Regions from separate parts of the Mus musculus genome. Here region 1 is linked to region 2. A link is a loop called in an ENCODE intact Hi-C map of the cell type or tissue named here. Cell type or tissue: gastrocnemius. All regions are shown on one strand. Each heading gives the region's core, and the rest is flanking DNA. Links, peaks and the distances in the headings are about the cores only. Region 1 holds the start of Gm13257 (a long non-coding RNA gene). Region 2 overlaps Slc9a1 (solute carrier family 9 (sodium/hydrogen exchanger), member 1).

Region 1 (11,160 bases), core at 4,481-6,980, 70 kb before region 2:
CATACAGCAGAGGGTCTTTGCTTCTAAGGCTTGCCTTCCAGTTCTCTTCCAGGTAGCTCCCTGGGTGTCACCATCCCAGGAGACCTAATGGGGGCTCAGGTTATTTTAATTTTAATTTTTTGAGACAGGCTTGCCTTAACCTCCATAGAGAGCTGGGAATAACCTTGAACCTTTTAAAAAACATTAATTATTTATGAATGTATGCATACAGGAGTGTGTGTATTGGGGTGGGGCAGGCATTTGCCACAGTGATGTGTTGAGATCAGAGGAAAACTTACAGGAAGGAGTACATTCTCTTTTCTACCAAGGGAGTCCCAAATTGAGCTCACGTGGTCAGGCCTGGTGGCAGGCACCTTCACCTGAACTACCTGTCTGGTCCCAACAGGGAACTGTGTTCTCTTGCCACTACCTCCAAAGTGATGGGGTTTCAGATGCGCACCCCCACCATACTGTGCTAATGTTGGACCCAGGGTCTGGTGCATGCGGGGCAAGCACTCTAGCAATTGAACCACATCCCAGCCTCTGGAAATTATGTTGTAGCACTTGGCTAATATTACTCTAGCCCTGAGCAGAAAGCAGTCTTCCCACGTGACTTCTTGAACTTAAAAAACAAAACAAAACAAAACAAAACAGGGACTCACTGTGTAGCTCTGGCTGAAAACTTTCTTGATGGCCCCTAGCCTGCAGATGGGGCAAGGTCAGGGACCCTTGGGATCTGTGCATTGAGGACACTATGTCAACCAGTGAATCGGGTTAAGAGATAGGAGACGACCAAGCCCTTTTGCTCTCTTTGGCTGGGCCCAGCAGCTTGGTTGTGCCACCAGAGGGCAGTGTGGAGCTGCTTCGTGAGAGTTGGGGGCGGGACCTGGGACGCTTTTAGTTCCTGGTGACCCGGTCCTCAGTCATTCTTGTTTGTGGTTCTGGGGCTTTCAATGGCTTTGGAATATGAGAGTCTGCAGAATAACCGGGAGGTGGTGGCGCAGGCCTTTAATCCCGGCACTCGAGAGGCAGCGGCGGCAAAGGCAGGTGGATCTTGAGGCCAGCTGAGTCTACAGAATGAGTTTCAGGATAACCAGGGCTACATAGAGAAATGTCGGAAAACCAAACCAAACCAACCAACCAACCAACCAACCAAACAAACAAGTCGGCAGAAGAAGCGGTGGCGGTGGTTTCCCCGGCCCATTAATAAAGGCGTGATTTCAGTGCCGGCTTTCAGCTTGGCTGGGCTGGGCTGGGATCCTGAACTGTATCCATTATCCCTGGGTGCGAAACTCTAGGAGAGGCGCCGGAGAGAGCCTAGTAGGAAAGACTTGCTTGAACTGGGCTTCCACCGAGAGCCAGTTCTGCATTCACAGATTTGTTCCACTGACGACAGCAACGGGTCCTGCCACCACCTAACGACCAAGGTGGCCTCCTAGAGATTAGGCTGAAGTGACTGGTCCAGGCTAAGGTGTTCCAGACCTTCAGTGGGCAGAGTCCTGGGTGTACTGGCGTCTCAGCAGCAGAGGAGACTCCAGGTGGGGGGTGGCGGAGGCGGGGGGGGGGGGGGGGGGGGGAGGAAGTACTTAGGATAGCTGGGAAATCCCCAGCCCAGTTCTTCCATTATTCTCCGACTACACCCTGGCAAGTCGAAAGCCCTTAGTTCTGAGTTCTAGATTAACTATTTCCCTTACAGCAGGCACCATGCTAGGTAGTCTACATCCATTTTCCATTCACATTCTTTCTAATCCCCTTCAAGTCTGCTGAGGTGGGTACATGGCTTCCTTAAAGGTGTAGAACCTGTAATTCTATAACTGTAGTTCAGTGGGCTAATGACAGTACTATTTGGGGGGATTGCTTTAAAGGAATCAGGTCCTGGGAAGGGAAGTATGAAATGCTGGGGGTGGGTGGGTGGCAAAGTGTGTCTTGTGTCGGCCCCCCTTCCCCAGAACTGGACACACCCTTGCCAGTTTGTCTGGGTTCTGGTGTTGAGTCAAGCTGATTCAGCATACCTGGCTTATGGCTAGGGTGGGCCAAAGGTGTTTAGGGCTGCATGTGGGGCTGAGGCTTGCCTCTGGCTGTCTCCCCTCCCTGAAGACCTGGACAGGAATGTTTGCTGCCAAGAGAGCAGAGAGCTTTGGATGGCAGGAGAGGCGCTGGCATTAAAGGTGTGCATCACCACCACCTGGCCTTGAAGAAAGAGAGAGAGAGAGAGAGAGAGAGAGAGAGAGAGAGAGAGAGAGAGAGGAAGAAGAAGAAGAAGAAGAAGAAGAAGAAGACGATGAAGAAGAAAGAAAAAAGAAAGAAAGAAAGAGAAAGAAAGAAATTTATTTATTTTTATTTTAAATAATGTGTATGTATGTATGAAGAAGAAGACGATGAAGAAGAAGAAAGAAAAAGAAAGAAAGAGAAAGAAAGAAAGAAATTTATTTATTTTTATTTTAAATAATGTGTACGTATGTAGGTACTCTGGAGGACAGGAGGACAGATGTGTTGGAGCCCCCAGAGGTGGAGTTACAGGCTTTTGTGGCTGTTTGACATTGGTTCTAGGAACTGAATTTTAGTTCTATACAAGAGCAGCCCATGCTCTTAACTTCTGAGCCATCTCCGCAGCCCTTGAATTTTGAGGGAGGTCAGGACACTAGAGGATCGAATGTTTCAGTATAAGAAGTCTTACTGAGCTGGGGAGTGGTGGTGCACGCCTTTAATCCTAGCACTTGGGAGGCAGAGGCAGGCAGATTTCTGAGTTCGAGGCCAGCCTGGTCTACAGAGTGACTTCCAGGACAGCCAGGGCTACACAGAGAAACCCTGTCTCAAAAAACAAAAACAAACAAACAAAAAAAATGTCCTACGGAGTCAGGCAAAGGTGGCACATACCTTGAATCCCAGCATTTGGGAGGCAAAGGCAGGTGGATGTCTTGAGTTTGAGGCCAGCCTGGTCTAAGAGCTAGTTCTAGGACAGCCAAGGCTACACAGAGAAACCCTAAAACCCAAACAAACCATAAATGAATGAATGAATGAATGAATGAATGAAAGAAAGAAAGAAGTGGTTCTACTGAGTGCCACACACATACCGAGACTCTGTGAATGATGGTACCACTCTACCTAGGACAGGAGAGACCGACAAAGACAGCAGCATCAGAGGGCCAGTGCAAAACCTTGGTGTCACTAGAGCAGCAGTTCTCAACCTGTGGGTCCAACCCTTTTTTGTTGGGGGGGAGGGCTGCATATCAGATATTTACATTATGATGCATAAAAGTAGCAAAGTTAGTTTTGAGGTAGCGACAAAATATGTTTATGGTTGGGGGGGCGGTCACCGTATAAAAGGGGTGCAGCGTTAGGAAGGTTGAAAACCACTGCTCACATGCATCACCATATCAGGAGTCCCTGCCTCAGCCCCGGGGAGCGCCATAAGGGGAGGGGTGGGGGAGGGGCGGGCTCTTCATTACAGGAACATTCCATTCCTGCTGCTCAGACTGATGGGGATTCCAGCCAAGGACAAAGACCCAAGGGAACCTCTGCTTCTCCGAGCCCTTTCCACACCAAGCCCTCTTGCCCTGTCTCCCCGTGATAGGCCTTCTCGAGGAGACAGATGTAGAAGTTCTGGGTGGGGCGGGGCAGCTTCTGGAAAAGATAATTAAGGCTCTTGACATTATTCTTCCAGCTCCTCAGAGGCTCCACTCTATGGGTCTGGACTGACTTCTGCATTCCGCACCTTCTCTGGATACCCCGCCTTCAGGAAGACTTCCAGGACTGACGGTACCCAGTCTCGGCGCCCTCCTCCCAGGAGCCCTTACAGTGGCAAGGGTCTGGGTCCTGGGAACTTGCTCCACTCTGCATTGCTTCCCATACACTGTATTTGCCTTTGCTGATACAGAGGCCCGAGATGCTCTCAGATTAGCCGAGACCGCAGCAAACATTGCCAGTGTGACTGAGAGAAGAATTTCTTCTTAAAGATAGACTCCTCATTCTGACACGTCACGGAGTCCCTGTCATCACAAGTCACAGTGTAGCTGGAGTCCCCATCGTCCCTTCTATGTCCAGCAGATCCAGGAGGCCTCTTGGAGGCAGATCACTGCTGTAGGAAAGCCCCATTTTCCTTTCCCCACTATCCTTGTCCTCCCCCCTGTGAGTGAGGACATGCCTGTAGCCCCTTGCAGACAATCAGCTGCTGCCTCCTAGGGGGACACTTTTCTCAGGAAGAGGTGGCAGTAACCTCCAAAGCCAAGTTACATGCAGAAAGGCAAGCCACTTCTTGATGTATCCTGATAGAGGGAAGGAGGCACATTTACTCCCACACCGCCCAGAACATATAGGCTTCTCTAAAGTGGCTGTATAGCGACTCAGTTCCCAACTATATACACGCAAGAAGAATAAATCGAAATAACGAGAGGCTGAGACGTGTGGTTTTAAGGTTCACATGGCCGGTGTCCTCCCTGTCTTTCCTCTGAGTGGGTCATGGACAGCTCCTGACGGGGCTTCTGTTTGGTTTGGGAGTCTGGGCCTGGCGACTGACTGACTGACTGACTGACTGACTGACTGACTGACTGACTTTTCCCTTGCTTGGTGCAGAGCTGACCCTTACTTAGGAAGTTTCTCTGTCACCAAGGGTGCGATGGAGAAGGTCAGAGATAGAAATGCACACGGGAGGGAGGCTGATGCCCACAGAGGCTGGGATACTGGGGCAGTGCATGGCAACTGCCCATAGTCTAGGGTCATATAGGTGACTGTCCTTTGGGGTCTCCTCAGGAGACTGCATTGAAATTGAGAAGTTTTTTTTTTTTTTTTTTCAAGACAGAGTTTCTCTGTGTAGCCCTGGCTTTCCTGGAACTCACTCTGTAGACCAGGCTGGCCTTGAACTCAGAAATCCCCCTGCCTCTGCCTCCCAAGTGCCGGGCTTTAAGGGACTCTTAAGGTGTGGGATTTGCCTAAGAAACCAATAAAGGGGAACCAGGCCTGGTAGCAAATGGCTGTGATCCCAGCAGAAAGATGGGGGAGTTTAAGGATAGCCTGAGCTAACCAGGCGTGGTGGCTCACGCCTTTAATCCCAGCACTCGGGAGGCAGAGGCAGGCGGATTTCTGAGTTCGAGGCCAGCCTGGTCTACAGAGTGAGTTCCAGGACAGCCAGGGCTATACAGAGAAAGCCTGTCTCGAAAAAAAACAAAAACAAACAAACAAAGGATAGCCTGGGCTACATAGGGAGATCCTGTGTCTAAAAAAAAAAAAAACAAGAAAAAAACAAAGAACAGTACTGGAAATATAACTTCAGTAATGAAGTGTTTGCCTAGAATGTAAAAAGCCAAGGAGTCCAGAGAGAGAGAGAGAGAGAGTTCACGAAAATAACCCACCAGGGAGGCTAGTGTTAAAGGATCCTTGTCATTGCTTGAGGGGTGTGAACTATGACAACCCAGGAGGGAGGGAGCAAGGAGAGAAACACCCTGTCCTCTCAGGTTTCTACTGGGGCCTCTCATTGTTAAAAACAACAGGAAACTGGGGAACAAAGGAGCCATTGATGCTCTCCAGAGCCTTCTCAGGGCCCTGAGCCTGAGAAGGGTGGACACTGTATCTGGGAAGGCCAGCACTGCCTACCTGCCTGGGAATGACCTTCCTCAAGCCCACATCCCTGTGGCTTTGGCCCCCTCTGGCTTGAAGATTGGTAGTAAGGGGTAGGTGGGCTGTGGCTGGTACCATAGTTGGAAGGTGAACGGCTGAGCTCTTTCCTCTCAGCTGTCCTTTGGCAACTTTCCAAATTCCTGATGTCCACACACATCCTGGCATTGAAGGTGGTGCCAGGGATGGCCCACAAGAGCCATGTCCTGCACAGAGTGTGTTTCTCACACCGGGAAACAATGCACCACACCCACAGGCTGACAGGTGTGCTGTTGCCACAACAGGCCCCAGACAGTCACCCCAAGCCATGACTACTGGCACAGATACATCAGAAAATGTACGTCTTGGCACATTACCACACTCTGCCAGTCATACAGCAAATAGCCTGAGCCTTCTCGTATACGCACAGGAGTTGGTCACCGTCACCCACGGGGCGTTACAACGCAGCATCTGGAGTTTGAACCTCTTTGACCACTTTGGCCTCCGCTTTTGTCTGTAAAATGGAAACGTAACGCCATTCTCTGGAGTTGTTGTTACAGGGGTGAAATGTGAACTCATGTTCTCACGGACCGAAGCGCGGCATCTGGCCTGGAATAAGTCAGGCCAGACAGCTGTTGGTGTGACCTTCCGCCACTCCGCCCTACCCCCTCACATCCATACATGTGTGTGTGCCAGCTCCAGAGAGTACCCACACCCACGCAGTACTGGCCAGACATCCTCAGGCACACGTGCCCTCCTTCAGACAGGCCTGCCAGGGCACGTGTACATTCATAGACGGGTTCCTTTGGTCTGGAACACTTTCTCCAGCCAGCGACATGGCTCGCTTCCCAGGACCTTTAAAATCTTTGTTCAGTTGAATGCCATCTTTCAAGGAGGGACACCTTGCTAAGTCCCTTGCTACATACCTTTTTAATACATCGCTGCCCTTCTCAGACCACATTGTTTATCTACCCTTTAGGGTGTAACTGTCACAAGGGGAGGGGCCCTAGGACCCACAACCATAGGCTCAGGCAGGGCACACACACACAAAACGTCTGCGTTTCTTATCTCCTGAACCAAACACAGCCAGGTGAACCTTCAGCCCAACTCACTGAGCCTGCTGGGTTTATGTTCTTCCTAGCTCATAGGCAGGGTCACGTGGCCGAATCAGGAGAGAGGGTAAATTATGTCTGAGAACCTGCAGCGGCAGCCTTTCCAGCCATTTGGAGCCATGAGCAGAAGGAACTGAGGCACCTAGCCAGACCCATGGAGCAGGTGAGGATGCCTCCGATGACTGAGGCCTCCTCTGCTGTTTAATTTTGTCCACTCCGGCTGGACCCATCAAAGCCACCACTTCAGAGGAGACTAATGAGGCTGGATATGTTAAAGGCTTTGCAATCCCCAGATCAAAGAGGCAGGGTAAACAGTGGGCAGCGTCCAGAGGCGAGTGGCCAGTGGCCTGAGGGAACATCTCCAAAAGCTGCACTCCTGGGCCCAGTTAGCTGGCCCCATCTGACTTCAGAGAGATCCTGCCCTCTCCACAGGACCAGTTTACAATAAGCCAGAACACGCTCACGTCCGCTTGCTAGAGAGACCCTACCAAGGCTCAGGGGGACCCTCCAGGTCCTCCAGCCTCAGCTTTCATTTCAGAGTCACCCTGCTCAATTCCTGGGGATTCGATGGAATGGGCAGACCTGCTCACCAGAGGCCAGGTTTTGGGCCTCTAGGACTCCAGGGGCAGAATCAGGAGAGATGAATATTTATTCCCTTTAACAAGAAGTCTAGACTTCTGAGGCAACATGGAGACCAGCCATGCTCCCAGTTCATATTTGCCAAGCTGGGGGACAGTAGAGACGCTCCAACGCCACTCCTTGGCGCCCCCCACAATACAAGCAAGCTCTGCCTGGGGAGGTAGTGCCAGCCTTAGGCCATAGAGAGCTTTTTCCCAGGAGAAAGATACAGTTATGGTCAGTGCAGACATTTTTTATTGGTGGGAAGAGTGCAAAATAGCAACAAATCCAGAGGTGTGGCAAGGGGATGGGATCTGCCGCCTTCCCGATAAGTGAGAGTCCTATTACCAAGCAAGTGGGGGGAGGGAGTGGTCAACTCGACTGTGGCAGCTTTGGAACCCAGCAGCCTCCAACAATAGTGCCCAGACAGCAGGGCTCCTGGAAGGCACAGGGAAAGGAGATGGGTGAGGCACTGGGATGTGTATGGGTCGCACCACTGTATACCTCGGCCCTCAGGAAATCCTCACGGTTTAGGGCAAGGAGGTTTCAGGAGACTGAACTCCCATCCCACCCAAACCCCAAGGAGTTGCTTTATGCCTTAGTTTATCTCTTCCTAGTGATCAGCGAGGTTGGATCCCCAGGCTCTGTGAATGGCCCAACCGTACCCCAACTGAATAGCCCTGTCACATGATATCACATTGTGGCCACTATAGGAGCATCTGGGTCCCTGTGGGCTGACCCTTTCTAAGCCATTGAAATCAACCCAAGGTGTTGCTACTGAGGCTACCACACAAGCTGACTTTGTCATTTCCAGACAGGCAGCCTCTGTGTCCCACAGTCACGCAGGTCCAAGAGTACAGTATGATGACCAATGGGTCCTTCTGTCAAGAACCCTGACTTGGCTTTAAGCCCATAGGAGCCTTGTGCAGGAAAGTCTGGTCTGTTCAAAGGCCCAACCCTATAGTGCCGGGCCAGCTGGCACAGGTGGCCTGTGTCTGCTTACATCCTCCACACATACCTGATGACCCCACCCCACCCCATGGCGCTCATTCCCTTCTGGCCAGGATCAGAGTCAGTTGCAAGGCAGCCAGGTAGGATAGGAGTGAGCTCGGGGCAGCAGTGGCTGCATGGGGGTCACATAGTAATTAACAGTGGCTGGGACCACCCCATCTGAACCAGGACGTCGCCAGGCCAGGGCAGCCATGGCAGCAGGGCCCTGTTCAGCCAGTGCCTGGAGGGCGAGCATGGCAATAAGGTCCAGGGTCTGGCGGCGCTCGTGGCTCATGAGACACACTGTGCTCTCGTTGACCACCTGGTGCAGTGTCACAAGGCAAGCATACCGGCGGGCTGCTTCCGCTCCGCCAAAGTGGGCCTCCAGGTAGCGCTCCAGAATGCGCCTCTGTTCCACCAGGTCCGGAAAGTCGATGAAGAAACGGGAACACATGTATCGCTGGAGGGCGCGAACGTCAGTGCTGGGCCTTGGCCGGAAGCCCCGTACCAGGAGGTGGCAGTACTTGAGGAGGCCACCACCTCGGATCTCCTCGGGGCTGCGTGTGGCGATGACACGGTGCTGCAGGTGCTCCAAGGCCTCAGCGAAGTCCCCATAGAGGCTCTCCCCGGTCACCGTAGGGTGGAAGGCCTCCGACATAGGTGTGGATGAGCACTGGCCAAAGAGGAGCAGCGAGTCCAAGATGATTTGGAAGGAGTCGATGCTGAATTCGAACTGGCGTCTCACAGAGTCCACGAACTTGAGTTCCACGTTCTTACCGCTCTTGTTGGACAGAGAGATGAGGCTCCAGCGGTCCAGGTCGGTGCACACTTTGACCAGCTTCTGCACGTAGGCTTCCTTGAGTGTCAGCGGCGTTATCTTGGCCCGGCTCACTCCCGCTGGCAGGAAGTCCAGCAGGCAAGCCAGGACCACTGCCTTGGTGAGCTGGAAGGACACCTCACTCCGCAGGTCCATCTGGAACACCAAGTCCAGGTCCTTGTAGCCTAGGCCGCTCTCGGGGTGCAGCACGTGGCTGGCGGCTGAGCCATGCAGGCGCACGCTGTGTACACGCAGTCCGTGTTCTTCCAAGCTGCTGCGGACCACCTGCAGGGGAGGAGAAATGGGTCAGGCGCCTGGACCCCTCGGGTCTGCACTGACAACCGCCATGATTAATCATCCCACCATCCATCACTGCTGACCAGCTTCTGTGGCTCTGTGAACCCTTTTAACTCGCTAAGCCTCGATTTGCCAATCTGGAGAAGGGCCCAGTTGAAAGGACTGACTCAGAGGAGCAATAAAAATAACAAAGGCGAGCAGAGAACTTACTAAGCACTTTACATTAAAGTACAGCCTCACTTAATCTTCATAATAACCCGCTGAGGCAAGGTTTAGTCCTGCATCCCCGGGTTGGGAAATAGAAGCACAGAGACGCTTGAGAGCTGTCCAAAGTCACACAGCCAGTAAATACAGAGCTGGGCACTCAGCTCAGAGCCTAGGTCTTCCCACGGGGCTACCTGACCTTCCTGACACTGCAAGCCACACATCTGGTATCATGCCAGGCACTGAGTGTAACCAGCTCAGGGGGCCTGCTTAGCGCCCTACGTGCCTACACACATTTAAGGTCCATGACAGTCATATCCAGTCAGCAGACAGAAGACCCGAGGTACAGAGGTTAAAGAAACATCTTCAAGGCCATAGCGTCTTCAGGCTAAGACCCAGGACCTAAGTTGGTTAGATTTTGCAAGTCCACATATGTTCTTTTTTTCTTTCTTTTTTTTTTTTCAGAGACTGGATTTCTCTGTATAGCTCTGGCTGTCCTGGAACTCACTCTGTAGACCAGGCTGGCCTCGAACTCAGAAATCTGCCTGCCTCTGCCTCCCGAGTGCTGGGATTAAAGGCCTTTTAGGTGTTTTGAGACAGGGTTTCTCTGTGTAGCCTTGGCTGTCTTTAACACTCGCTCTGTAGACCAGGTTGGCCCCAAACTCAAGAGCTCTGCCTGCTGAGTGCTGGGTTTAAAGGCATGTGCCACGATTATAGATTCTTACACTTTTCAAGTTTTAAAAGATTTTTTTTTTTAATTCTATGTGCATGTGTGCTTTGCCTGCATGGATGGATACAAGTGCCCATAGAAGCCACAAGAGATCTTCAGGTCTCTTGGAACAGGAGTTATACAGGTGGTTACAGGATGTCATGTGGGTGATGGGAATAGAAGCCAGTCCCCTGCAAGAGCAGCCAGTGCTCCTACCTGCTGAGCCCTCTTTCCAGGCCCGTGTCTTTCGATTATGAAATGTGCTTGTGCGCACGCGCGCCACCCCAAGGAACCAGGGAAGCAAAACACCACATGAACTTTCCAGATGGGAAGACTAAGCAAGCCTCCAAGCTGTGATTCCCCAGCCACTTAAAAGGCTGAGGCAGAAGCATCCGGAGGACCCCACCTGGAGCCCCAGGGCTGATGGCATGGGAACAGGACAGGGACACCTGTAAGTCTTAGCTAGAGCCCTGGGCAGTGGCAGCCGTGGGAGGAGAGGGGAGCTAGGGTGAATACAGACGTTAGGTTTCTCAGCAACCCCAAGCCCTTCACACACGGTCCTGAAAGTGACCAGGCAGCATTCCTGCCCTTGGTGACTCTGCTACCCCACCTCACTGCCAAGTCAGCGCCAGCTCTGGGGCAGGTTGTTCTCTGGCCTCCCAGGGAATTAACTGCAAAGAATGCATCTAAATGCTGAGGAGGCAAGCCGCGGTGGGGCAATCCGAGGCGAGGCGGCAGGCGGCGGGGCGGCTCCCTCCAGGAAGACTTCCGGAAGGAGTTGTCATGGTAATGGGGGTGGGAAGGAAAGGACTGGCCACAGGAACGTTCAGCACATGGTGTGGGAA
Region 2 (11,160 bases), core at 3,062-5,561:
ACTGCCCTTAGACCCCCAACCATAAACTACAAGGTTTGTCCTTCCCTCCTACGTTACTGAGTCAGACACGCTGGCTCATTAAACATCGACCTAATTAAGGAAAATGGAGGAATTCCAAAGGAGGGATGTCCCATAGTGGGCTTTCTCAGGCCTGCACGTGTTAGGACTGTTATATTTGGATGTATCTGATCCCTTCTCCGACTGGCCTCTGCAGGTGGCAGTTGGGCATGCCATAGTCAGGAGTCTTCCTGACAGCACCTGCCTACTATGCTCACCATTCACAAACTAGGGGTTTTCCGACTGTGTGACCACCGAGGCTTTTTAGCACCAAGCTGCGGCCCCAGCACATGGAGAGACATATCACAGTGTAACTCCAGCATCTGCACACTGGACCACACAGCAGCTGGTGGTAACAATGTTTCTGTTTCAGTCTTTGAGTTGAGTTCCTCTGACGCCCTCCTTCCTGAAGTCCCCCAGGCCCAGGAAGCAGCCCTGGACTCTTATCAAAAACTCACATTGATTTATTAGAATATGAAAAAGGTTCAGTTTCCTTTGTACAGGCGGCAGAGCGGCAGCAGCTGCGGTGGCTTTGTACATGGTTGTCGATGTCACCCTGCCTGGCAACTCCTGCCCAAAACAGCACTTGCATGGAGAGGAGACAGCTGGGCCATGCACCCATGGCCCCATCCCCTGGGAGGGACCCTCTGACTATTATTGCACGATCCTGGGGAGGGAGTGCCCAGGGGTTGGGCAGATACCCATGGGCTTGGCCCCAGCCATGGTGGCGGTAGGGAGTGTGTGCCTGTGAGCAAAGGCCTCTAGGGGGTCCAGTACTTTCTACTCTACAGAATGCAGGAAAGAGAGTGGTCCAGATAAGGGGTGGTGGTAGAACTGGCCAACAGAAGTAAAAGCAGGCCCAAGAGCAAAGGAGGTACCAGGAGGCCCCCTGCTGGTGAGCTTGAGTCATGACAGGTTGGGCCACATCAGAATCGGTGCTGTGGGCAAGGGCCCCCAGCAGCAGAGGTTCCATTTAAGGGACGGTGTTAGACACGAGGAAGGACGAGGGGGAAAGGGCAGAGCTCTGACTGGCATGGGGGACTCAAAGGGTCTGAAAACAAGAGTGCCTCTGTGCAAACAGAATCATACTTACAGTGAGGTGCAAATAAGCCAAGTGTAAGTAGAGGACACTTTCCAGCGCCTCGGACAGTCCCTCCCGTGTAAGCCCCACTAAGGCCCAGTGGTCCTCATCACCCCAATCATGTCACTGTCGAATGTGCCCCAGCGCCCAGCAGAGAAGCTCAGAGACGCCCTCAGCCCGCAGCTCTGAGTAAGGACAGCTCGGGTGGTGGCCAGAGCACCGAGGCTAGCGGGAGAACCGTGGCGCTGCCGTGGGCAGCTCTGCTATGGGTCACGGGTCTGTTTCCCAGCCACAGGCCTGCTGTCCTCTGATACAGGGGCCCAGTCACGGCCACGGAAGGCTCAGCTCCCTCCTTTCCTGCTGGGACCACAGTGGAGCCAGTGGCTCTTTGGTTAGAAATGATGATCAAGGATGGAGAGTTGGTCTGGATGAGGAGGGGCTGGAGGGAAGGAGGGCCTTGAGGAGCCCTGGTTCCACTATGGGAGAGCCTGGATCTAGAGATGGGGCGGGGCCTGCCTCAGCAGCCCAGCCGTCCGCCAAATGGATGGATTGGGAAGGCAGTTCTGTAGGAGAGGACCCTTCCCAGGAGGCAGGGGCAAGCCGTGCTGCAGTGGGGGCTGTGGGCCCAGCTGCCATGCGGAGGAAGGGGGCAGAGCCAATCCAGGTCAGGAGACAAGAGGAGCGCCCAGCCCCCACTCTCGTGGGAGAGTCTGTGGGACACCCACTAGCCTGGCTCTACTGTCCTTTGGGGATGAAAGGCTCTCCCTCCCCAGGCTCAGGGTGGGGGCCTGGGTCACTGAGGCAGCGTTGTATTCTCTGGGAGCTGGGGCTGTCACTTGATCCAGGGGTGAAGACGTCGTCGGTGCCTGGGGATGAGGGCTCCTTGCTCCGAATCATGATGATGCCGTCCTCATCTTCCTCCTCCTCCTCCGGAGTCACCCTGGGACCCCGGTTTAGCCCTAGGACCTTGCCCTTCAACTCCTCGTTCACCAGGTCCACAGACTCAGGGGACTGTGGGGAGGCCGGGTCAATGGTGATGACAGGCAGGTCTGCCTTGGGTTCATAGGCCAGTGGGTCTGTGGATTGAGAGCATAGACAGGTTCTGTCCCTGAGCCCTGATGGGATGGCCACACCTCAACAGCCCTCAGCCTGTGCTAGTGTCCCTCAGACCTTCCAATGAAGGCAATCATGTCTCTGGGATCCACAGTTTCCTGAGTGACCGCTCTGTTACCAGATGCTCTTCCCCCTGGACAAGGACTCCCACTGCCTCTCCATCCCTGCCATGGTGCTCTGTGTCACAGCTCCATCACAGTCCCCATCCTGAACCCAGGCAGTCCCTTTGTGCCCGGGTTTGACAGGTAGGCTATGCTGCCCTCTCTGTTAACACACCCAGCCCTCTAGATACAAATGAAGCTCCTGGGGAAAAACTAACTTCCCGTTGCCTCTCTGAGGCCTGTCCCGCCTGAGGGCCCTTCTTTAGCTCTTTACCTGAGCCTATGCGGGCCCGAGACAGGGTGGGCGAGTCCAGCTTGTGGGCCGGTACTGTCAGGTAGTTGGTGATCTGACAGAGAGAGAGGACAGGTTGAGTGGACGGTGGGCTGGCAGAAGTCCTCTGCCAGACACGCAGGCAGCAGGCTCTCACTGAGAGTGTGCTGGCCACCCACACCGGCGCTTCAGGGCCTTCCAGGGCCTTGTCCCAGGCTCCCAGAAAGCCGTGCTAGCTTTCTGAGAATCTCAGACACATCGATTCTTCTCTAGCTTTGCCTCCACCCCACACCTGATCCCCAAGGTTTCAGATTAAAACAAAAATAGAACAATAACAATAAAAACAAAAACCAACCCAGGCAGCATACCTAAGTCCTGTGCACCCTGGGTGTCGCAAACCCAGCGCACCGAGACTGAGCTCAGCGCCTTGCTTTTCAGCACACGGTGCTCCTTCTTGGCCACGCTGGACCTCTACCTCCCCAGTGGCCCCACTTCAAACTGGTAACCCAGTCACCACGTCTTACTAGTGTCCCTTCCTGTGTCCCTCACGCTCACTCCTTTCTCTTTCCCCGACAGTCACTCCTCTAGGATAAAGCCCAAACTCTTACCCCGTTAACAAACCTCCCTGTCTGTTTCTAAAGTAGCTCGGTGCGTGCCCGAAGAGGAGCTGGACAGAGCCCGGCAACGCACCTTCTGCTCCAGCTGCCGGGCCTTCTGCCTCCGGAGCAGCATCTGGTTCCAGGCTTCCTCGTAGGGGTCGGCCACCAGCGTGTGTCTGTTATAGGACCGCAGCTGAGGGGGGAACAGCCATCAGAGCAGGAGAGGGCTCAGAATCCAGGCTGGGAGGCCAGAGCCAGAGAGGCTCTGGCGGTGTGGGAGGCAGGAGAAGGGCGGAGGAGGTGCCGAGGGTGCACACAGGAGAGAAGCTAAGGAGGGCCAGGCTGAGACGGGACCTCACCCGTTGCCGGGTTTTCTGCAGATTGCTCCTCAAGATTTTGCGGATCTCTTCCTCCTTGTCCTTGGACAGTGCTGGCAAGATGCGGTCTGAAGTCACAGCCTTGGGGTGGATGTTCCTGGGACAACAGAACACAGGTTAGGTCTCTCTTTGACAGCACAAGGCCATGCTGGGGTCAAAAGCCCAGGGGTGGGTTGCCAATGTCCCAAGTCCTTAGAATGGCCGCAAGGACCTCAAGCCCAACTTGACCAGCTAGGCAACAGCGTAGCCCTGGAGTCCATCTCAGGCTAGGCTGAGGGAGCTAGCATGGGGTAGAGATGCTGCCCAGATCTGCCAGTGGTACTCACTGCATAGAGACAGTGGAGACAGCAGATGGGATCTTGCCCATGCCTCCGCTCTCCACCAGCTCAATGGCCTGCTTCATCTCCATCTTGTGGTAGAAGGCAATGAGCTGGGGCTCTTTGGAGCGCTCTCCTGCTATCAGGCACTTCTTCACATACTTCTTATTAAAACGGTTGAGCCTGTGGGACGAGGGAGACGGAGGGGGCTAGTTCCTAGGCACGAGGACGTTCCCCAAGGACCCTTAAATGTCCTTCCCACCCTCCTGCCCACCAGACCTTCACCTACTTGTCCTTCCAGTGATGGTGGCCATAATGACCACAGATGTCCTCGATGCCTGTCAGAAGGTGGTCCAGGAACTGAAATGGGCCCAGGGCCAGGTCAAGCCTTACTGCTGGCCTCCTTCCCCACTCCACCCACCTTTTCCCCAACTATGGCTCCGCTTAGCCTGCCCCCTACAGTTCCAGGAAGAGCCAGGAGGTGGCGCCTTCCCGTTACTCCTCCTGAAGCCCAGGCCACACTCTGGTGAGTCCCCTTCTCAGAACCCACTTGAACCTAATGACAGAGCCTCCTGGGCTCCCAAGCGCTCACACCACACTGTCCCTTCAGCTAGAGCCTGGAAGGGGGCCCAAGGGGCCAAGACAACCTGGCACTGAGATAAGGGAAGGCGGGCTTAAGGCCCAGCTCTGCCTCGGCTCCACAAACCTCTGCAACCCAAGGCCCAGCCCAGCCCCCGGTACCTGTGTGTGGATCTCCTCGTTGATGGAGCGCTTTGTTTCTTGCTTTTTCTTCACGGCCAACAGGTCGACCAGGGGCCGAATGGTCATGCCCTGGAGGGCAGGTGGGTGTCAGACAATCTGGTTCTGCTCTCCTGACAGAGAGGTGGAGGAACCACCCTTCTCCTCGAAGGCCCCCCACCCCCAGGCAAGGAGGGTCTCCCCTTTGAGGTTCTCAGTCTCCCTACCTCAGCATGCAAAGCAAGGCAGGCCTTTAAAGGCCACTTCTTCCTGATAGGTCAGCCAGTGGACCAAGCCTCACTGCTGGGGTCAGGCCCTGTAGACGGAGCCCCTCTGCCCTGCCTCCGTCAGACTCTCCACGATTGACTAGTATCTGTGCCTCAGTATCTGCACTATCCCTGAGAGATGCTCCCAGCCTCACTGCTGGGGTCAGGCCCTGTAGACGGAGCCCCTCTGCCCTGCCTCCGTCAGACTCTCCACGATTGACTAGTATCTGTGCCTCAGTATCTGCACTATCCCTGAGAGATGCTCCCATTTTACAGCTGTGGAAACTGAGTGGCAGCGGGGCTGAGTGATTCCCTATGGCCCCACAGAAGCAGCAGACCCCGAGTCAGGCTGGCTGGGTCACCGTGATGGTACTGTCACCCATGGAACACCCACAGCAAAGCTGAGGGGAAGCAGGGTTTCTGAGGATAGCGCAGGAGGGCATGGAGGAGCTCTCTCCTGCAAAAGGACAGGAACTGCACCCCCTTCCAAGAGGTCTCCCCATGTCTTTTCTCATGAGAAGGCAGAGGTGTGTCGCACCTCACACCATGAGTGCTTGTGCCCAGGGTGGGAGGTAGAGGATGGGAGAGAAACAGAGGCCCAACAGCCTCTCACCTGCTCTGGGCCAGTCAGCCGAGGGTCAGCAGTATGCACTATCACACACAGGCCTCCCTCGTGGACAGCTAGAGACAGGGCGGAAGCCTGCTAAGCCTGGGTCATTTAAAGCCCAGAAGTCATGGGCCAGCAGGCTGTAGGGGCTGTAACCAGCTAGCCCCGACTCCTCACTGCAGACAGGCACGCCTTCCCAGGAAACAGCTAGTAGAACGTTAGGCTGAGTCCAGGCCTTCCTGACTCAGGAGACTGTCCGGCCGCCTATGCTGAACTGCTGCAGATGCTAAACCATGATGCCACTCAGCCCTACCATGATGGGGCAGTAGATCTTGGGCCTGCCGGCTGCTACCCACGTCACTCCAGTGGCTCTTACTCAAGTTGGGCAACATTCGTCACTTCATATACTGATTGACTTCTCATTGTCACAGCTGAGAACTGAGGCCTCAAAGGGGGACGGCTTGCCCAAAGTCATGCGGCAAGCTAGTGACAGCATGCCCACAGCCTTTTTTTTTTCTACCACAAAAGTCGGGGCCCCCAGGCAGGGGTCTGCCCACCCCAGGCCCAGCACCTGCACAAAGACGGTGAAAAAGATGACGGTGATGATGGCGGTGAGGAACAGGTCACACATGGGGAAGTGCTTCTTGTCCAGGAGGTAGCCCAGCGAGAAGGCGATGGCCCCTCGCAGGCCCCCATAGGCAATGATGAACTGGTCCTTGGGGGTCAGCTTGACAATGCGGAACTTGTTGATGAACCAGGTCAGGACCAGGACACCTGCCAGGGAGCAGGCGGAGGAGAGGTCAGGCGGTCCAGGAAGCTCCTCCCACTACGTCCAACCGTCCAACCAGCTCACTCGGTTCCTGGGTCCCGCAGCCCAGGAACTCCAGCTCACTCATCCAAAACCTTGGTAGGTCTTTAAAGGGTTCCTCAACCTGCATTTGTTCTGAATATCCCAGAGGCCTTCACGGGGTACAGGTCAAGGGACTGGAGGAAACAATCCTGGTACTGAGTTTGAACTTATTAAAACAGGTGGGAAATAATTACCCTATTGTCTCTACTTTTCTAGAGACTGGGAATTGTTCATAGTGAACCACTGTTTCGAAGTGTAGGCTGTGAGGAGGGATGCAGAGAGTGCTTGCCCTGGATCTGGGCAGTTCACAGCTGAGATCCCAGCACTTGGGAGGCTGAGGCAAAAGAATCACCAAGAGTTCTAGGCCAGCCTGATCTGTATAGTAAGATCCCGTCACAAACAACTAACAACCCTAAACAAACAAACAAACAAACCTTAAAAACTGTGGATGGGGGAACATACGGTGGACCTCTGGCTCCTAAGTGCACGTGTGCGGAAAAGGGAGTAAGATAGAGAATGCAGCAGCGGCCTGGCCATGGAGGCCAGGAGAATCTAGCACAAGGGCAGAGCCCACAGACCCGATTCCATGGGTGACACTAGCCTGGTAGCTTTGGACACGTGCGCCATGACAACAGAACACTTGGCTCAGGGTTCCAGGCTGGGTTGAGGACCTGAGAGCCACCAGGCTTTTGGAGAGTCTAGAGGCCCTTCACCATAACTTTCTGCGACAGTGTCTGCGGAGCCTCCACGTGAGCAGGAGGCAGGCATGCGGCTTCTCCCTAATGCTCTCAAATGGTGTCAGCGTTGCAGAGAAGCAATGGGAGCACCCAGAGCCATTCAGAAGGGACAGGGACAGGGACATACTGCACTCTACATATCTCACCAGCCCCTCCATATGCTATACTACAGACACCCCGACACACTGTACTAGACACCCGCACTTAGTTCCTCCACACACTGTACTATAGAGACCCCACAGGCCAGCCCCTCAATACACCGTAGTGGGCACTCAGCCTATCCTCTCTACATATGATATGATACCATACAATACAGCCCAGCTCTTAGACACATTACTACGTAGACACAAACAGTACTACACACAGACACAGTGCAGCTCTTAGAAACATCAACACACTTACAAACCCACAACCTAGCCCCACACTATATTACACATAGCTACTCCATAGCCCAGCTCCTCTCCCTACAGTCACGTGTATACTGTTTCTCTCTCTCTCTCTCTCTCTCTCTCTCTCTCTCTCTCTCTCTCTCTCTCTCTCTCCCTCTCTCTCTCTCTCTCCCCTCCCTGGCCTGGGCCTGGCCCTTACCCAGCACCCGGGCGATGAGGCAGAAGAGCAGGGTGCTGATGACGAAGGTCCAGTTCCACTGGTGGGAGCCGGCCACAGTGGAGACGCCGAGGAAGATGAAGATGAGGGTCTCACTGACGCTGCTCCACATCTTCAGGAAGTACTTGATGGTGGTGTGGGATTTGTGGGAGATGTTGGCCTCCACATAGGGGCGCATCACTACTCCTGAGGCGATGAGGCTTGGGGTGAAGAAGAACGGGGTGCAAGGTTACAGGCTGACAGTCCAGGCTGAGCAAGCACTAGCTCACTGGACAACTGTGAGGGCCAAACGCCCATGGTTTTCCCTTGATCCTCACACCAAGTACACAGGGCCAGCAAATTCAGACGAGACACGGGAGTTTTAGAAGAATTAAGTCACCTCCACTGTGCACACTGCGTCTGCCCCGACAGCCAGGGCCACACTCTGTGGTCTTTTGGGTTCACCCCTTCCCAGTATAAAGTTCCCAACACACAGGGTTCCTCTAGGGAGCTGTGCTGGCTCCTTCCCCGCTTCCCAGAGTCCCCGGTCTAGGTTGGCCTGCACACTTCTACTTTCCTTGTGCCTCACTGACTCTTCTCAGGGGCCTCTGAGATTCAGGCGTGGAAGATGCCTGGTGAGCCCTTCTGGGGAGCCTTGTCGGCTTCCATCTTTAAGAAAATGGGAGGAAGTAGGACTGAGACCTAAGACTTCCAGCTCAGTTTCCTAGGGTAGTAGTAGATTCTGCCCATAATGTTCAGATTCCTGAATCCCAGGAGTCCAATGGAAGTGGCTTCTTATGGAAGGCCTCTAATGACCTGGGCCACGTCAGCGTCTACCATGCAAGCCTGGAGCCTCAGGTGCTGGGGCGCTCCTTCGTGACCACAGAGATCCGGAGACTCCATGGTAAGTAACTACCCCACCAAGCCCGTCACCTGCCACTCCGACTCACGCCATGATTCCGGACAGGTGGAAGAGCTCAGCTGACAGGTAAGCCATGTAGCTGTAGAGGAAGACGAAGAGCGGCTCGATGACCCGGATGTGAGAGGTAAATCGGGAGGTGAAAGCTGCGATTACCCCGTAGACCACGCCCACAAACACCCCACCGAGGGCCACCACGAAGAAGCTCAGGAAGCCGAGGAAGATGTCCGAGATGCCCACAGAGTCATAGCTGGCAAATTCCTCAAAGAGGTGATAGAGGACCTGGGGAGAGCACACAGGCTGGTAGGCAGGAGGGCAGGGCCCTGGCCCCATGGCTCCCTGACACTGTCCTTCCACAATTCACAACCATGGATTCAGACCTCAAGGCAGCTAAGTGCTAAGTGTGTAGAACCTAGCCTGGGGCTTACGGAGCGGCACGTGCTAGAGGAGCACACTGGGGGCCTGCAGCACCCCCTGCTGGTAATCAACATACACTCTTAAAGCTACAATCCTTTGCACACATGGCCTCATTTTCCCGTGCTTCAGTTTTCCACAAGGTGGGGGACAATTGGGGTGCTCACATCACAGGGCTGTCATAAGAACTAAGTAAAGCACTCAGCATGATTGGGACTCCCTGTGGTACTCTCCTTCAGCACAAGTTTAGACAGTAAACCAGGACAGGACCAGTCAATCTCTGAAAGTAACTGGGGCCAGGTCATATGTGACCTGGGATCCACCAAGTAGGACCGAGAAATCTCCATTTAAACAAGCTGCCTGGTTACAATGGGCAGCCAGGCTCACATGCTGTGGAGCTGGAGGCCCTGGAATGGGCCACAGCCTGCACATGGTGGGCACAATCTCTACTGGGATGCAGGTCAAGAACCTATGCCCTTGGTAGAGGGAGGCTCAGGCAGGCCCAAAACCTATTCCTTCAGTTTCTGAGGGACTGACTGGCACGGCTGCTCTCAGTCTAATCAAGTCTAGCCCTAGAGAGCTCTGCCAGAAACCAGCTTTGGGGGAGGGGAGATGTTCCAGGCCTGGAAAGAAGGGGCAACAGGCAGGAAAGAGTGAGAGGACAGAGCTGATGCCAGGCAGCTCAGGTGCAGCCTCACTGTCTGGGGCATTCACACCTGAACTAAGCTCTAGAAAAGGCCCAATTTGCCAGGCAATCGTAGCACACACCTTTAATCCTAGCAAGAGGTAGGCAAATCTCTGAGTTTGAAGCTGGCTTGGCCTACAGAGCTAGTTCCAGGAGAGTCAGGGCTACACACACACACACACACACACACACACACACACACACACACAGAAAACCAAACAAACAAAAATAAAAACAGAAAGAAAGAAGGAAAGGCCGGGCAGTGGTGGTGCATGCCTTTAATCCCAGCACTCAGGAGGCAGAGGCAAGCAGATCTCTGTGAGGGCAGCCTGGTCTACAGAGTGAATTCCAGGACAGCCAGGACAGCCGGGAGGGCGACACAGAGAAACCCTATCTTGGACAAAGGCCCACTATGGGCTGCAGAAAGGGTGGCTGCTAGGCACTGGCTAGGCACCAGTGGATCACAGCTTTCTGGGACCCAGGCTGGACCTCAGCAGCAGTGTGTTCCGCCATCGGCTAACCTCAGTCCAGCTTGGGGATGCTCATGAGTGACCACAGGCTATGCCATGAGTCACAGGAACGGTACTGAGGCTGGGTCCTCTTTTCTCGCTTGGAGCTATCGTCAGTGACATGATAATTGAAAAAGAAAAGCAATGTGGTGTAGGCCTGTGGGGGTCATGTGACCCCAGCAGTCACGTGAGCTCTTCAGCTAAGAACCTCCTGATGCCTCCACTTCAAGAGTGCCATCGTCCTGCTTGGTTTGTTTTGCAGGGGTCATCTTTCCACAAGCTAGAATCACCCAGGGAGAAGACCTACTCCTTCAGACTGCCTGTGGCCAATGCCATGGGGCATGTTCTTGATGAGGGAGAACCCAGCTCTGGCCAGGTGGTCCTGAGCAAGCTAATAAGCAACACTCCTCCAGGATTTCGGCTTCAGCTCCTACCTCCAGGTTCCTGCCTCGAGTTCCTGACTCCCCTCAGCGACGGCACATGACTTGACTGAAAGCTAAATCCACCCTTTCCTCCTCAGGCTGCTTCTGGTCATGGTGTTCTGCCACAGCAACAGAAACCATAACAAAGCTACAGAGTCACTGTGCAAACCAGATAGGGTAGCAGGCATCCAAACCGGGAGCGTCTGAGCATCAGCCACGTGACCAGCCCAGCGCTGCTCACGGTCAGGAGACTGCATAGATCTTATACACAGATGGAGTTATCAACTCCATGCAAGCACACCATTGTTTCCTGTACGTCAACCTGAATGCATAGCCAGACTCAGCTGGGGGATGGTTCAAATTAGGCACCCACACTTCAGGTGCACACGTACAAGCTGGATTCCAACAGGAATCCCAGGAAACCCCACCTGGCCTTTGGACAACAGCACTACCACTCGGTCACTTGAAGTCTGTCAAAGGAGGGGCCTGGAAGAGGAAGAATTTCTCACTTA

What was found. A loop is a pair of places that touch in the nucleus more often than their neighbours do. Peaks named below come from ENCODE experiments on the same cell type or tissue, not always from the same donor. Only the 100,000 strongest peaks of a DNase experiment are listed, where the experiment ranks them.
Region 1: a loop joins it to region 2, with 2.2 times the contacts of the local background. A loop is called at or near these places in 7 of 42 quality-filtered maps.

The regions. Positions count from the first base shown.
Region 1 is chr4:133,484,314-133,495,473 of GRCm38, reverse strand. It overlaps Tent5b (terminal nucleotidyltransferase 5B), which reads right to left. Exons shown (of 2, transcript NM_175307.6): 2 at 7,534-9,390. The coding sequence ends at 8,371. It overlaps Trnp1 (TMF1-regulated nuclear protein 1), which reads left to right. Exons shown (of 2, transcript NM_001081156.2): 2 at 3,644-4,374. It overlaps Gm13257 (a long non-coding RNA gene), which reads left to right and starts at 10,851. Exons shown (of 3, transcript XR_390815.4): 1 at 10,851-11,160. In gastrocnemius, for the core only: no CTCF peak of the experiment used is centred there; a DNase peak (open chromatin) is centred at 5,739; H3K27ac peaks cover 1,200 bases.
Region 2 is chr4:133,413,041-133,424,200 of GRCm38, reverse strand. Slc9a1 (solute carrier family 9 (sodium/hydrogen exchanger), member 1) reads right to left here. Exons shown (of 12, transcript NM_016981.3): 3 at 8,650-8,900; 4 at 7,703-7,920; 5 at 6,099-6,301; 6 at 4,658-4,747; 7 at 4,206-4,276; 8 at 3,926-4,099; 9 at 3,582-3,696; 10 at 3,314-3,415; 11 at 2,627-2,699; 12 at 499-2,214. The coding sequence ends at 1,874. Among named protein-coding and RNA genes, the nearest start is that of 1700091J24Rik, 16 kb to the left of the region's middle. In gastrocnemius, for the core only: a CTCF peak has its summit at 4,388 (motif pointing right); a DNase peak (open chromatin) is centred at 4,384.